2 separate regions of the Homo sapiens genome follow, and region 1 is linked to region 2. A link is an interaction called in ENCODE POLR2A ChIA-PET data of the cell type or tissue named here. Cell type or tissue: GM12878. All regions are shown on one strand. Each heading gives the region's core, and the rest is flanking DNA. Links, peaks and the distances in the headings are about the cores only.

Region 1 (8,560 bases), core at 1,620-6,619, 450 kb after region 2:
TTTTGAGATGGAGTCTCGCTCTCTGTCCCAGGCTGGAGTGCAGTGGCGCGATCTCAGCTCACTGCAAGCTCCGCCTCCCAGATTCAAGCGATTCTCCCATCTCAGCCTCCGGAATAGCTGGGACTACAGGCGGCCGCCACCACGCCCGGCTAATTTTTTGTATTTTTAGTAGAGATGGGGTTTCACCATGTTAGCCAGGATGGTCTCGATCTCCCGACCTCGTGATCCGCCCGCCTCAGCCTTCCAAAGTGCTGGAATTACAGGCGTGAGCCACCATGCCTGGCCTAGAATTTCCATCCTTTTAAAGGCTGAATCATATTCCATGTATGGATATACCACATTTTGTTTATCCATTCATTCATCAATAAATAGACACTGGGTTGTTTTCAGCTTTTTTTTAAAAAAAAGTCTTAATGTTACAGAGGAGGTCTCTCTCCATCACTCAGGCTGGAGTGCAGTGGCACCATCACAGCTCGCTGCAACCTCTATCTCCTGGGCTCCAGGGATCCTTCCACCTCAGCCTCCCAAGTAGCTGGGACTACAGGTGCATGCCACCACGGCTGGCTAATTCTTAAATTTTTTCTGTAGAGATGGGGTCTTGTCATCTTGCTCAAGCTGGTCTTCAACTCCTGGCCTGAAGCAATCCTCTCACCTCAGCCTTCCAAAGTGCTAGGATTACAGGTGTGAGCCACCGCGCCCGGCCTGGTTGTTTTCACCTTTGGGCTTTTTTGAATAATACTGCTATGATCACGGGTGTACCAATATCTTTTTGAGACACTGAGTTCAATTCTTTTGTGTACGTATTCAGAAGTGGCATTGCTGGGCCAGGCGCGGTGGCTCACACCTGTAATCCCAGCAATTGGGAGGCTGAGGTGGGTGGATTGCTTGAGCCCAGGAGTTTGAGACCAACCTCAGCAACATGGTGAAACCGTGTCTCTACAACAAATACAAAAATTAGCTGTGCCTGTGGTCCCAGCTACTTGGGAGGCTGAGGTGGGAGGATTACTTGAGCCCAGGAGGTCAAGGCTGCAGTGCGCCATGATTGTACCATTGCCTGGGTGACAGGGTAAGATCCTGTCTCAAAAAAGAAAAAGTATTGCTGGGTCATATGGTAACTATGTTTTAAGTTTTTGAAGAACTACGATAATGTTTTCTACGGCGACTGCGCTATTTTACATTCCCACAAAGGGTTCCTATTTTTCCACATCCTCACCAACACTTGCTATTTTTGTCAAAAGCCTCTGACCACAACGTTTTTGTCAACTGAATAATATATAACTTTTTTTGTTTTGTTTTGTTTAGACAGGGTCTCACTCTGTCCCCCAGGCTAGAGTGCGGTGGTGTGATCTAGGCTCACTGCAGCCTCCGCCTTCCGGACTCAAGCCATTCTCCCACCTCAGCCTCCCAACACGCTGAGTAGCTGGGACTATGCACCGCCAGGCCTGGCTAATTTTTTGTAGAGCTAGGATTTCACCATGTTGCCCAGGCTGGTCTCCAACTCCTGGGCTCAAACGATCTGCCTGCCTCAGCCTCCCAAAGTGCTGGGATTACAGGCATGAGCCACGGCGCCCAGCCATAACTTTGTTTTATGTGTGTTTCTGTTTTAGAATATCATATATATATATCAATCATATCTATATATATACACGCATATATATATATATATCACATATATATTTATTTTTTGATTCATTAACATTGAACTCCCGGCCAATAGCACTAGATCTGATGCCTGAATGAAGCTTCTGTAACACGTCTTTTCTCCGTGACACACGTCACGGCCTTCTTGACTTAGAAACACTAGACTACACTTCAGCACGGTGCGTGGGGGCCACTGAAGATAGCAGAGTCACCAACAAACAGCACAAAAATATGAAAAGCTTGGCACTAAATGGACCATAAAAAAGACACTTGCATGTAGTATCAGAGCTGGAGGAAGAAAGCAGAGTGTCTCCTTATTAGACCTCAACAGGGTTGGGTGACTGAGTATGTTGTCAGGCCGGGAGCAATGGCTCACGCCCATAATCCCAGTGCTTTGGGTGGCCAAGGCGGAAGGATGGCTTCAGCCCAGGAGTTCGAGACCAGCCTGGGCGACAGAGCGAGACCTCCATTTCAAAAACAATTTTTTTTTTTTTTTTTTTTTTTTTTTGGAGACAGAGTCTCGCTCTGTCGCCCAGGCTGGAGTGCAGTGGTGTGATCTTGGCTCACTGCAAGCTCCGCCTCCCGGGTTCACGCCATTCTCCTACCTCAGCTTCCCGAATAGCTGGGACTACAGGCGCCCGCCACCACGCCCAGGTAATTTTTTTGTATTTTTGTAGAGACGGGGTTTCACCGTGTTAGGATGGTCTCGATCTCCTGACCTCGTGATCTGCCTGCCTTGGCCTCCCAAAGTGCTGGGATTACAGGTGTGAGCCACTGCGCCCGGGCTTTTTTTTTTTTTTTTTTTTTTTTTGTAGAGACGAGGTTATTGCTCTGTTGCCCAGGCTGAAATGCAGTGGTACGACCTCGGCTCACTGCAACCTCCACCTCGTGGGTTCAAGTGATTCTTGAGCCTCAGCCTCCCGAGTAGCTGGGATTACAGGCACACACCACCAAGCCCGGCTAATTTTTGTATTTTTAGTAGAGATGGGGTTTCGACATGTTGGCCAGGTTGGTCTCGAACTCCTGACCTCAGGTAATCCACCTGCCTTAGCCTCCCAAAGTGCTGGGATTACAGGCGTGAGGCACCACGCCCAGCTCTACAAAAAAAATTTGTTTAATTAGCTAAGTGTGGTGCTGCATGCCTGAAGTCCCAGCTACTTGGGAGGATCGCTTGAGCCCAGGAGGTAAAGGCAATCCCACCACTGCACTCTTTTCTTTTCTTTTTTCTTTCTTTTCTTTTCTTTTTTCTTTCTTTTCTTTTCCTTTCCTTTCCTTTTCTTTCCTTCTCTCTCTCTCTCTTTCCTTCTTTCCTTTCTTTCCTTCTTTCTTTCTTTCTTTTCTTTCTTTTTTTTTTTTTCCTGAGACAGTCTCACTTTGTTGCCTAGGCTGGAGTGCAGTGGCGATGATCTTGTCTCACTACAACCTCTGCCTCCCAGGTTCAAGCAATTCTTGTGCATCAGCTTCCCAAGCATCTGGGATTACAGGTGTGCACCCACCATACCTGGCTAATTTTTGTATTTTTAGTAGAGACAGGATTTCACCATGTTGGCCAGGCTGGTATTGAACTCCTGACCTCAAGTGATCTGCCCACCTTGGCATCCCAAAGTGCTGGGATTACAGGCATGAGCCACCGTGCCCAGCTACTCCACCCTGTTTCTAAGCAAGAAAAAAAAAATTATCACTGTGCATGTCCACAAATGACCACAAATGCCCCAGCGAGTATTGATCTTAGAGTATAAACAAATTGCAACAAGTAGGCAAATTTGCCAATCTGGAATTTTCGAATCATGAAGCTCAACTGTATATATGTAGGAGTGGAATTGCTGGGTCATAGGGAGAAACTGCTGTACAGTCTTCCAAAGTTTCAGAGACTCTTCCAAAAAGTCAACAACTCTTCCACCAGTAGTGTATGAAGTGTTCCAGTTGCTCCATATCCTCCCCAACACTTGGTGTTGTCTTTCTTTTTCTTTTCTTTTCTTTTTTTCTTTCTTTTTTTTTTTTTTTGAGACAGGGTCTCACTCTGTCACCCAGGCTGGAGTGCTGTGGCACGATCTGTGCTCACTGCAACCTCAACCTCCCAGGCTCAAGCGATCCTCCCACCTCAGCCTCTCAAGTAGCTAGAACCACAGGCATGCAGCACCACTCCTGGCGAATTTTTTTGTAGAGACGGGGTTTTGCCCTGTTGCCTAGGCTAATCTGGAACTCCTGAGCTCAAGCAATCCACCCACCTTGGCCTCCCAAAGTACTGGGATTACAGGTATGAGCCACTGTGCCTGGCCTTTTTTTAGTTTTAGACATTCTGATGGGTGCCAAATAGTATTGCATTGTGGGTTTATTTATAAATTTATTTTTGTTTTTTTGAGTCAGGGTCTGGTTATGCTGCCTAGGCTGGTCTCCAACTCCTGGGCTCAAGTGATCCTCCCACCTTAGCTTCCTAAAGTGCTGGGAACATTGTGGGTTTCATTTACATTTCCTGATGATGAGTGATGTGCCTGATGATGAATTAAGTGCCTTTGCATATGTTTATTGACAACTTGGATATCCACTTTTGTGAAATGTCTAAGTCTTTTGCCCACTTCTCTGTTCAGATGTCTGGTTTTTTCTTACTGATTTGTAGGAATGTGTGTGTGTGTGTGTGTGTATCTAGATTTTACATAGATACATATTCATATTTTACATAACTATAAAATCAGGATATGAGATTTTTATTGGACATAATGACTGCAAATATCTTCTCTGTAGCTTTTCTTTTCATTCTCTTAGTGGTGTCTTTTAATCAATAGAATTCCTTAATTTCATTTCATTTCTTTTTTTTTTTTTTGAGACAGGGTCTCACTCTGTTGCCCAGGCCGGAGTGCAGTGGTGCAATTACGGCTCACTGCAGCCTCGATCTCCCGGGCTCAAGCGATCTTCCCACCTTAGCCTGCCGAGTTGCTGGAGCTATAGGTGCACACCACCACACCCAGCTAATTTTTGTAGTTTTTTTAGAGATGGTGTTTCACCGTGTTGCCCAGGCTGGTCTCAAATTCCTGGGTTCAAACCATCCTCCCGCCCCGGCCTCCCAAAGTGCTGGGATGACAGGCGTGAGCCACTGCACTCAGCCAGGATTTCTTAATTTTAATGTAGTTCAGGCTGGGTGTGGTGGCTCATGCCTGTAATCCTAGCATTTTGGGAGGCCGAGGTGGGCGGATTACGAGGTCAGGAGATCAAGACCGTCCTGGCTAATATGGTGAAACCCCGTCTCTACTAAAAATACAAAATAGCCAGGTGTGGTGGCGGGCGCCTGTAGTCCCAGCTACTTGGGAGGCCGAGGCAGGAGAATGGCATGAGCCCGGGAGGCAGAGCTTGCAGCAAGCCAAGATCATGCCACTGCACTCCAGCCTCGGTGACAGAGTGAGACTCCGTCTCAAAAAAAAAAAAAAATTTAATGTAGTTCAAATAATTTTTTCTTTCATGGCTAGTGCTTATTAGTGTCCTATTTTAAAAACCTTTGCCTAGCTGGGTGCAGTGGCTCATGCCTGTCTTCCCAGTGTTTTGAAAAGCTGAGGCAAGGGGATCGCTTGAGCCCAGGAGTTTGAGACCAGCCTGGGCAACATGGCAAGACCCTGTTTCTACCAAAAATAAAAAAAAATTAGCCAAGCATGGTGGCATGTGACTGTAGTCCCAGCTACTCGGAAGGTTGAGGCAGAAGGATCGCTTGAGCCAGGGAGGTTGAGGCTACAGTGAAGTATGATCATGTGACTGCACTCCAGCCTGGGTGACGGTAGGCAAAACCCTGTCTCAAAACAACAACAACAAAATCCCAAAACAAACAAAAGAAAATTATAATTCTGTCTGTTGCATATAGGTATTCTGAGGGTTAAATGAGTTGTTACATGTACTTTGCTGCAAATGGTGTCTGGAACATGATAGTACTAAATAAATCTCAGCAATTATTGATATTTTTCCAACAGTTACGAGTTTTTTACCACCCAGAAATTTCAAGGGAAATAAACTTTTTTTTTTTTCAAGATGGAGTCTCACTCTGTTGCCCAGGCTGGAGTACAGTGGTGTGATCTCTGCTCACAGCAACCTCTGCCTCCCAGGTTCAAATAACTTTCCTGCCTCAGCCTCCCAAGTAGCTGGGATTGCAGGTCTGTGCCACCACACCTGGCTACTTTTTTTTTTTTTTTTGTATGTTTAGTAGACACAGAGTTTTGCCATGTTGGCCAGGGTGGTCTCGAACTCCTGGCCTCAAGTGATCTGCCTACCTCAGCCTTCCAAAGTGCTGGGATTACAGGCATGAGCCACCGCGCCTAGCCCCAGAAGAAACATTTTTTTTCAGTGGCTTACCAGCACGATGTTCACAGTGATGATGATGGGGAAGAGGGGACACTTTCTTGAGATATTTCTGCATCAGGATTAGCTGGCTCTGGTGCTGGTTTGAATAGAAGAGGAGTGATGGAGAAGGAGGGGTAAAAAGTAAATAATCTCTCATTTCTGACCGTGGGTACATCATTGCCAGGACCAGGGTGATGCAAGCAAGGAATCTTGGGCTCAAAATTTAAGGAGACACCTATTCTTGTGTTAGTACAGTGCAGGGCACCTCAAAGAGGGAGCTTGCAAGTAAAGTTTAAAAATGCCTCCCCCTTTTGTACAGGCAGGGTCTTGCTCTGTTGCCCAGGCTGGAGTGCAGAGGTGCCATCATAGCTCACTGCAGCCTCAAACACTTGGGCTTAAGCGATCCTCCCACCTCAGTCTCCCAAGTAGCTGGTACTACAGGGACATGCCACCATGCCCAGCTACTTAAAAAAATTTTTTTGGTGGGGAGGGGCCAGGTGTGGTGGCTTACAGCTGTAATCCTAGCACTTTGGGAGGCCAAGGTGGGCAGACCACCTGAGGTCAGGAGTTCGAGACCAGCCGGCCAACATGGTGAAACCCTACCTCTACTAAAAAAAAAAAAAAATACAAAAATTAGCTGAGCATGGTGGCTTGCCCCTGTAATCCCAGCTACTCAGGAGGCTGAGGCACGAGAATCACTTGAACCCTGGAGGCACAGATTGCAGTGAGCCGAGCTCTCACCACTGCACTCCAACCTGGGTGACAGAGCAAGACTCTGTCTCAAAAAAAAAAAAAAAAAAAAAAATGGCAGTGGTCCAGGTGTGGTGGCTTATGCCTGTAATCCCAGCACTTTGGGAGGCCGAGGCAGGAGGATCACCTGAGGTCAGGAGTTTGAGACCAGCCTGGCCAATGTGGCAAAATGCTATCTCTACTAAAAATACAAAAACTAGCCAGGTGTGGTGGCGTGCACCTGTAATCCCAGCTACTCAGGAGGCTGAGGTAAGGGAATCACTTGAACCCAGAGGGGAAGGTTGCAGTGAGCCAAGATCAGGCCACTGCACTCCAGCCTGAGTGACAGAGCGAGACTCTGTCTCAAATAAATAAATGAATAGGAAGAAATGAGGTCTCGGCCGGGCAAGGTGTCTCATGCCTGTAAATCCCAGCACTTTGGGAGGCCGAGGCAGGTGGATTACGAGGTCAGGAGATCGAGACCATCCTGGCTAACACAGTGAAACCCCATCTCCACTAAAAATATAAAAAATTCTCCGGGCGTGGTGGTAGGCGCCTGTAGCCCCAGCTACTCCGGAGGCTGAGGCAGGAGAATGGCATGAGCCTGGGAAGCGGAACTTGCAGTGAGCCGAGATCATCCCATTGCACTCCAGCCTGGGTGACAGAGCGAGACTCCATCTCAAAAAAAAGAGAGAGAAATGAGGTCTCACTGCGTTGCCCAGGCTGGTCTCAAACTCCTGGCTTCAAGCAATTCTCCCGCTTCAGCTTCCCAAGGTGCTGGGATTACAGGCGTGAGCCACCGTGCCTGGTGGATCTTCCCTTTTCAGCAGTTTTATGGAGGTATAATTTACAGAGCATAAAATTCACCTGTGTAAGCGTGCAATTGAGTGACTTTTCGTAAATTTACAGAGTTGTGCAGCCATCACCCCGATCCAATTTTAGGACATTTTCATCACCTCCAAAACAGCCCCCGTGCCCATTTGCATTCCATCTCCACTCCCACCCCCACTTGCAGGCAATCTCTCGTCTACTTTCTGTCTGTATTGATTTGCTGTCCCTGGACATTATGTATAAATAGAATCATAAACTATGTGGTCTTTTGCGTCTGGCTCCTTTTACTTAGCAAAATGTTTTTGAGGATCATCCACATTGTAGCATATATCAGGAGCAAATTCCTTTTTATGGTGGAATGGCATTCCATTGTATGGATGTACCGCAATTTGTTTATTCACTCACCAGTTGATGGGTCTTTGGATTGTTTCATTCATTATGACCAATGCTGCTATGAATATTCATGTTTAGGTCTTTTCATAGACATATGCTTTGGTTTCTCTTGGGTAGATGGAATTGCTGGGTCTTTAAAAAGAGTTTTAGGGTCTGGCGTGGTGGCTTATGCCTACAATCCCAGCATTTTGGGAGGCTGAGGCAGGTGGATTGCCTGAGCCCAAGAGTTTGAGACCAGCCCGGGCAACATAGTGAGACCCCATCTCTACAGAAAACTTAAAAAATTAGCTGGGCACGGTGGTGTGCCTCTGTAGTCTCACCTATTCAGGAGGCTGAGGTAGGAGGATCACATGAGCCCAGGAGTTTGAGGTTGCAGTGAGCTATGATTGCACCACTGCACTCCAGCCTGGGCAACAGAGTGCCCAGCCCCTCGCCTTAAAAAAAAAGATAAAAGAACTAAAGTGGCCAGGCATGGTGGCTCATGCCTGTAATCCCAGCACTTTGGGAGGCCGAGGTGGGTGGATCTCTAGAGGTCAGGAGTTCAAAACCAGCCTGGTCAACATGGTGAAACCCCATCTCTACTAAAAATACAAAAATTACCCAGGCATGGTGGCATGCACCTGTAAACCCAGCTACTTGGGAGGCT
Region 2 (5,000 bases), core at 1-5,000:
TCTACTAAAAATACAAAATGTAGCCAGGCATGGTGGCAGGTGCCTGCAATCCCAGCTACTCAGAAGGCTGAGGCAGGAGAATAGCTTGAACCTGGGACATGGAGGTTGCAGTGAGCCGAGATCACAGCACTGCACTCCAGGCTGGGTGACAGAGCTAGACTCCGTTTCAAAAATAAAAAAAGGCCAGGTGCGGTGGCTCATGCCTGTAATCCCAACACTTTCAGAGGCTGAGGCGGGCAGATCACCTGAGATCAGGAGTTCAAGACCAGCCTGGCCAATGTAGTGAAACCGCATCTCTACTAAAAATACAAAATGTAGCCAGGCATGGTGGCAGGTGCCTGCAATCCTAGCTACTCAGGAGGCTGAGGCAGGAGAATTGCTTGAACTTGGGAGGTGGAGGCTGCAGTGAGCTGAGATCGTGCCATTGTACTCCAGCCTGGGCAACAAGAGCGAAACTCCATCTCAAAGAAAAAAAAAAAAAAAAAAGAAAGAAAGGCTTTCCCTCCTCCTGCACAGGAAATTGCACTTCCAAATATATCTACTACAGTCTTTCTTTTTTTCTTTTTTTTGAGATGGAGTCTCGCTCTGTCCCAGGCTGAAGTGCAATGGCGCAATCTCAGCTAACTGCAACCTCCGCCTCCCGGGTTCAAGCGATTCTCCGGCCTCAGCCTCCCGAGTAGCTGGGACTACAGGTGTGTGCCACCATGCCCGGCTAGATTTTTTTTTTTTTTTTGTATTTTTAGTAGAGGTGGGGTTTCACCGTGTTAGCCAGGATGGTCTTGATCTCCTGACCTCGTGATCTGCCCGCCTCGGCCCTCCAAAGTGCTGGGATTACAGGTGTGAGCCACCATGCCCGGCCCAATTTTCTTTTTTTAATGACATAGGGTCTCACTCTGTCACCCAGGCTGGAGTGCAGTGGTGTGACCTCAGCTCACTGCAACCTCCATGTCCCAGGTTCAAGCCATTCTCCTGCCTCAGCCGCCTGAGTAGCTGGAATTACAGGTGCACACCCCACGCCCGGCTAGTTTTTATATTTTTAGTAGAGCTGGAGTTTTGCCATGTTGGCCAGGCTGGTCTCGAACTTCTGACCTCAAGTGATCCACCTGCCTCAGCCTCCCAAAGTGCTGGGATTACAGGCGTGAGCCACCATGCCCAACCAAGGAAAGGCCTTTCTAAGGCGGCTTTGGTTACATATACCTTCCTCCAGAAACTCCTCTTACCTCCCCCATTCCCAGCTTTCCATGACTGGATGGGGGCATTGTAATCAATTTTTATAACACTTCCTACTTCCCCATTGATGGCTGAGTCTTTTTTTTTTTTTCTTTCGTAGAGACAGTCTCTCTCTTGCCCAGGCTGAAATGCAGTGGTGCAATCATGACGCATTGCAGCCTCTAACTGCCCAGGCTCAAGTGATTTTCCTGCCTCAGTCTCCCAAATAGCTGGGGCTACAGGCACATGTCACCACACCCGGATAATTTTTGTATTTTTTGCATGTTGCCTCATGCTGGTCTCAAACTCCTGGGCTCAAGCCATCCACCCGCCTTGGCTTCCCAAAGTGTTGGGAGGCATGAGCCATCGCGCCTGGCCATGACTGATTTTTTTTTTTTTTTTGAAACGAAGTCTCGCTCAGTCCTCAAAGCTGGAGTGCAATGGCACAATCTTGGCTCACTGCAACCTCCGCCTCCCGGGTTCTAGCGATCCTCCTGCCTCAGCCTCCTGAGTAGCTGGGATTACAGGCGCCTGCCACCACGCCCAGCTAATTTTTGTATTTTTAGTAGAGACGGGGTTTCACCATGTTGGTCAGGCTGGTCTTGAACATGCATGCTGTTCCCCCTGCCTCGGCCTCTCAAAGTGCTGGGATGACAGGTGTGAGCCACCGTGCCCGGCTTTTTTTTTTTTTTTTTTTTTTGAGACGGAGTCTCGCTCTGTCACCCAGGCTGGAGTGCAGTGGTGTGATCTCGGCTCACTGCAACCTCCGCCTCCCGGGTTCAAGTGATTCTCCTGCCTCAGCCTCCTGAGTAGCTGGGATTACAGGCGCCCACCACCACACCTGGCTAATTTTTGTATTTTCAGTAGAGACGGGGGTTTCACCATGTTGGCCAGGCTGGTCTCGAACTCCTGACCTCAAGTGATCCACCTGCCTCAGACTCCCAAAGTGTTGGGATTACAAGTGTGCACCCTCGAGCCTGGCCATGGCTGATTCTTTGTTTTGTTTTGTTGTGTTGTTTGAGACAGAGTCTCGCTCTGTCGCCCAGGCTGGAGTGCAGTGGCGCGATCTCAGCTCACTGCAAGCTCCGCCTTCCGGGTTCACGCCATTCTCCTGCCTCAGCCTCCCGAGGAGCTGGGACTATAGGCACCCACCACCACGCCTGGCTAATTTTTTGTATTTTTAGTAGAGACAGGGTTTCACTGTGCTAGCCAGGATGGTCTCGATCTCCTGACCTCGTGATCCGCCCACCTCAGCCTCCCAAAGTGCTGGGATTACAGGTGTGAGCCACTGTGCCCGCCCCCATGACTGATTATTAAAGGATTCAGACAGGTGTGCGGGTGATGTGAAACACGCTCAGCAGAGGGAACAGCATGCATGGAGGCCCGGAGAGCTTGATCTGTTTGAGGAAGCGAAAGACCTTCAGGGTGACTGGGGTATCAATTTTGAGAGTTTGGAAGGGGAAGTAACAATTGAAATTGGGGCATAGCAGGCAAAAGCCAGGGTGGGGGTACTCAGAATCAAGGGTCAAGGGGTTGGGCATTCTCCGGGAGCAATGGGGAGCCATGGAAGGTTTAAGCCAGAGAGTGAAGCAGTCTGACTAGTTCTTTTATTTTTATTTTTTATTTTTGACTGGTTCTTTAAGAAGTTGTCTCAAGCCAGGCACAGTGGGTCACGCCTGTAATCCCAGCACTTTGGGAGGCTGAGGCGGGCAGATCACTTGAGGTTAGGAGTTTGAGACCAGCATGGCCAACATGGTGAAACCCCGTCTCTACTAAAAATATAAAAATTAGCTGGGCGTGGTGACGCACATCCCAGCTACTTGGGAGGCTGAGGCAGGAGAATCACTTAAACCTGGGAGGCGGAGTTGCAGTGAGCCGAGATCGCACCACTGCACTCCAGCCTGGGTGACAGAGACTCGGTCTCAAAAAACAAAAATATGAAACATTGGCCAGGTGCCGTAGCTCACACTTGTAATCCTTGCGCTTAGGGAGGCCAAGGCGGGTGGATCACTTGAGGTCAGGAGTTGGAGACCAGTCTGGTCAACATGATGAAACCCCATCTCTACTGAAAATACAAAAAATTAGCCGGGCGTGGTGGCGGGCGCCTGTAATCCCAGCTACTCAGGAGGCTGAGGCAGGAGAATCGCTTGAACCCAGGGGGTGGAGGTTACAGTGAGCCGAGATCACGCCACTGCACTCCAGCCTGGGCAACAAGAGCAAAAACTCTATCCAAAAAAAAAAAAAATACAAAAAATTAGCTGGGCATGGTGGCACATGCCTGTAGTCCCAGCTACTCAGGAGGCTGAGACAGGAGAATGACTTGAACCTGAAAGGCAGAAGTTGCGGTGAACCAAGATTGCAACATTGCACTCCAGTCTGGGTGACTCCATCTAAAAAAAATATATATTGTTTCACAGGGAGGTATCCTCCCTTCACAGAGGGGCAGTATAATTCCATGGTGTGACTTTGGAGAGTGATTTGATAACACAGTCAAAGCTGGATGCAGTGGCTCACGCCTGCAATCCCAGCAGTTTTGGAGGCTAAGCGTGGAGGATCACTTGAGCCCAGGAGTTCAAGATCAGCCTGGGCAACATCGCGAAACCCCGTCTCTACTAAAAATACAAAAAATTAGCCAGGTGTGCTGTGTGCTGGTGTGCACCTGTAGTCCCAGCTACTCAGGAGGCTGAGGTGGGAGGATCACTTGAGCCCGGGAGGTTGAAGCTACAGTGATCATGCCACTGCCCTTCAGCCTAGGTGACAGAGCAAGATGCTGTCTCAAAAAAAAAAAAAAAAAAAAAAATATATATATATATATATATATATATAGCTGTGTGTGGTGGCGTGTTCCTGTATTTCCCAGCTACTCAGGAGACTGAGGCAGGAGGACTGCTTGAGCCAGGGAGGTCATGGCTGCACTGAGCCATGATTGCACCACTGTATTCCAGCCTATATGTCAGAGCAAGATCCTGCTTCAAAAAAAAAAAAAAACCCAGGCCGGGCGCCGTGGCTCACGCCTGTAATCCCAGCACTTTGGGAGGCTGAGGTGGGCGAATCATGAGGTCAGGAGATTGCGACCGTCCTGGCTAACACGGTGAAACCCCGTCTCTACTAAAAAAATACAAAAAAATTAGCTGGGCATGGTGGCGGGCGCCTGTAGTCCCAGCTACTCGGGAGGCTGAGGCAGGAGAATGGCGTGAACCCAGGAGGCAGAGCTTGCAGTGAGCGGAGATTGAGCCACCACACTCCAGCCTGGGCGACAGATCGAGACTCCGTCTCAAAAAAAAAAACAAAAACTCAGAAACATCTTCCCTGAGGCCATATAGTTCCACTCCTGGACAGTGACAGTCACTCTATAAACAGTCAGCTCATGTGCTCCCAGGGACACTTATGAGAATGTTTAGAGCCGCCTTGTTTATCATATGGAAAAGGGGAGACCATTGCAAAGTCCCTCAATAAGAGACTGCCTAAGTAAATTGCAATCTGGTTGAATACTGGACTACTGCGCAGCCGGGAGAAGGAATTTAACCAGAATTACTCATGTCATTCTGCATGAAGCTTTATAACCTCTCGTAGCCTGAAAAAGCACATTGCAGAGGGACGTCTGCAGTATAATACCACACATTTACAGTTCATAACTTTTTTTTTTTTGAGACAGAGTTTCGCTCCTGTTGCCCAGGTTGGAGTGCAATAGCACGATCTCAGCTCACCGCAACCTCCACCTCCCAGGTTCAATTCTCCTGCCTCAGCCTCCCGAGTAGCTGGGATTACAGGCATGCGCCACCACGCCCAGC

What was found. ChIA-PET counts read pairs that join two places held together with the same protein. Peaks named below come from ENCODE experiments on the same cell type or tissue, not always from the same donor. Only the 100,000 strongest peaks of a DNase experiment are listed, where the experiment ranks them.
Region 1: POLR2A ChIA-PET joins it to region 2 with 8 read pairs; 4 of 35 experiments call an interaction of 5 or more read pairs at or near these places.

The regions. Positions count from the first base shown.
Region 1 is chr19:9,917,996-9,926,555 of GRCh38, reverse strand. The region is part of intron 1 of OLFM2 (olfactomedin 2); the gene reads left to right. Among named protein-coding and RNA genes, the nearest start is that of OLFM2, 14 kb to the left of the region's middle. In GM12878, for the core only: no CTCF peak of the experiment used is centred there; no DNase peak of the experiment used is centred there.
Region 2 is chr19:10,371,494-10,376,493 of GRCh38, reverse strand. The region is part of intron 3 of TYK2 (tyrosine kinase 2); the gene reads left to right. Among named protein-coding and RNA genes, the nearest start is that of TYK2, 6.6 kb to the left of the region's middle. In GM12878, for the core only: no CTCF peak of the experiment used is centred there; a DNase peak (open chromatin) is centred at 2,583; H3K27ac peaks cover 772 bases.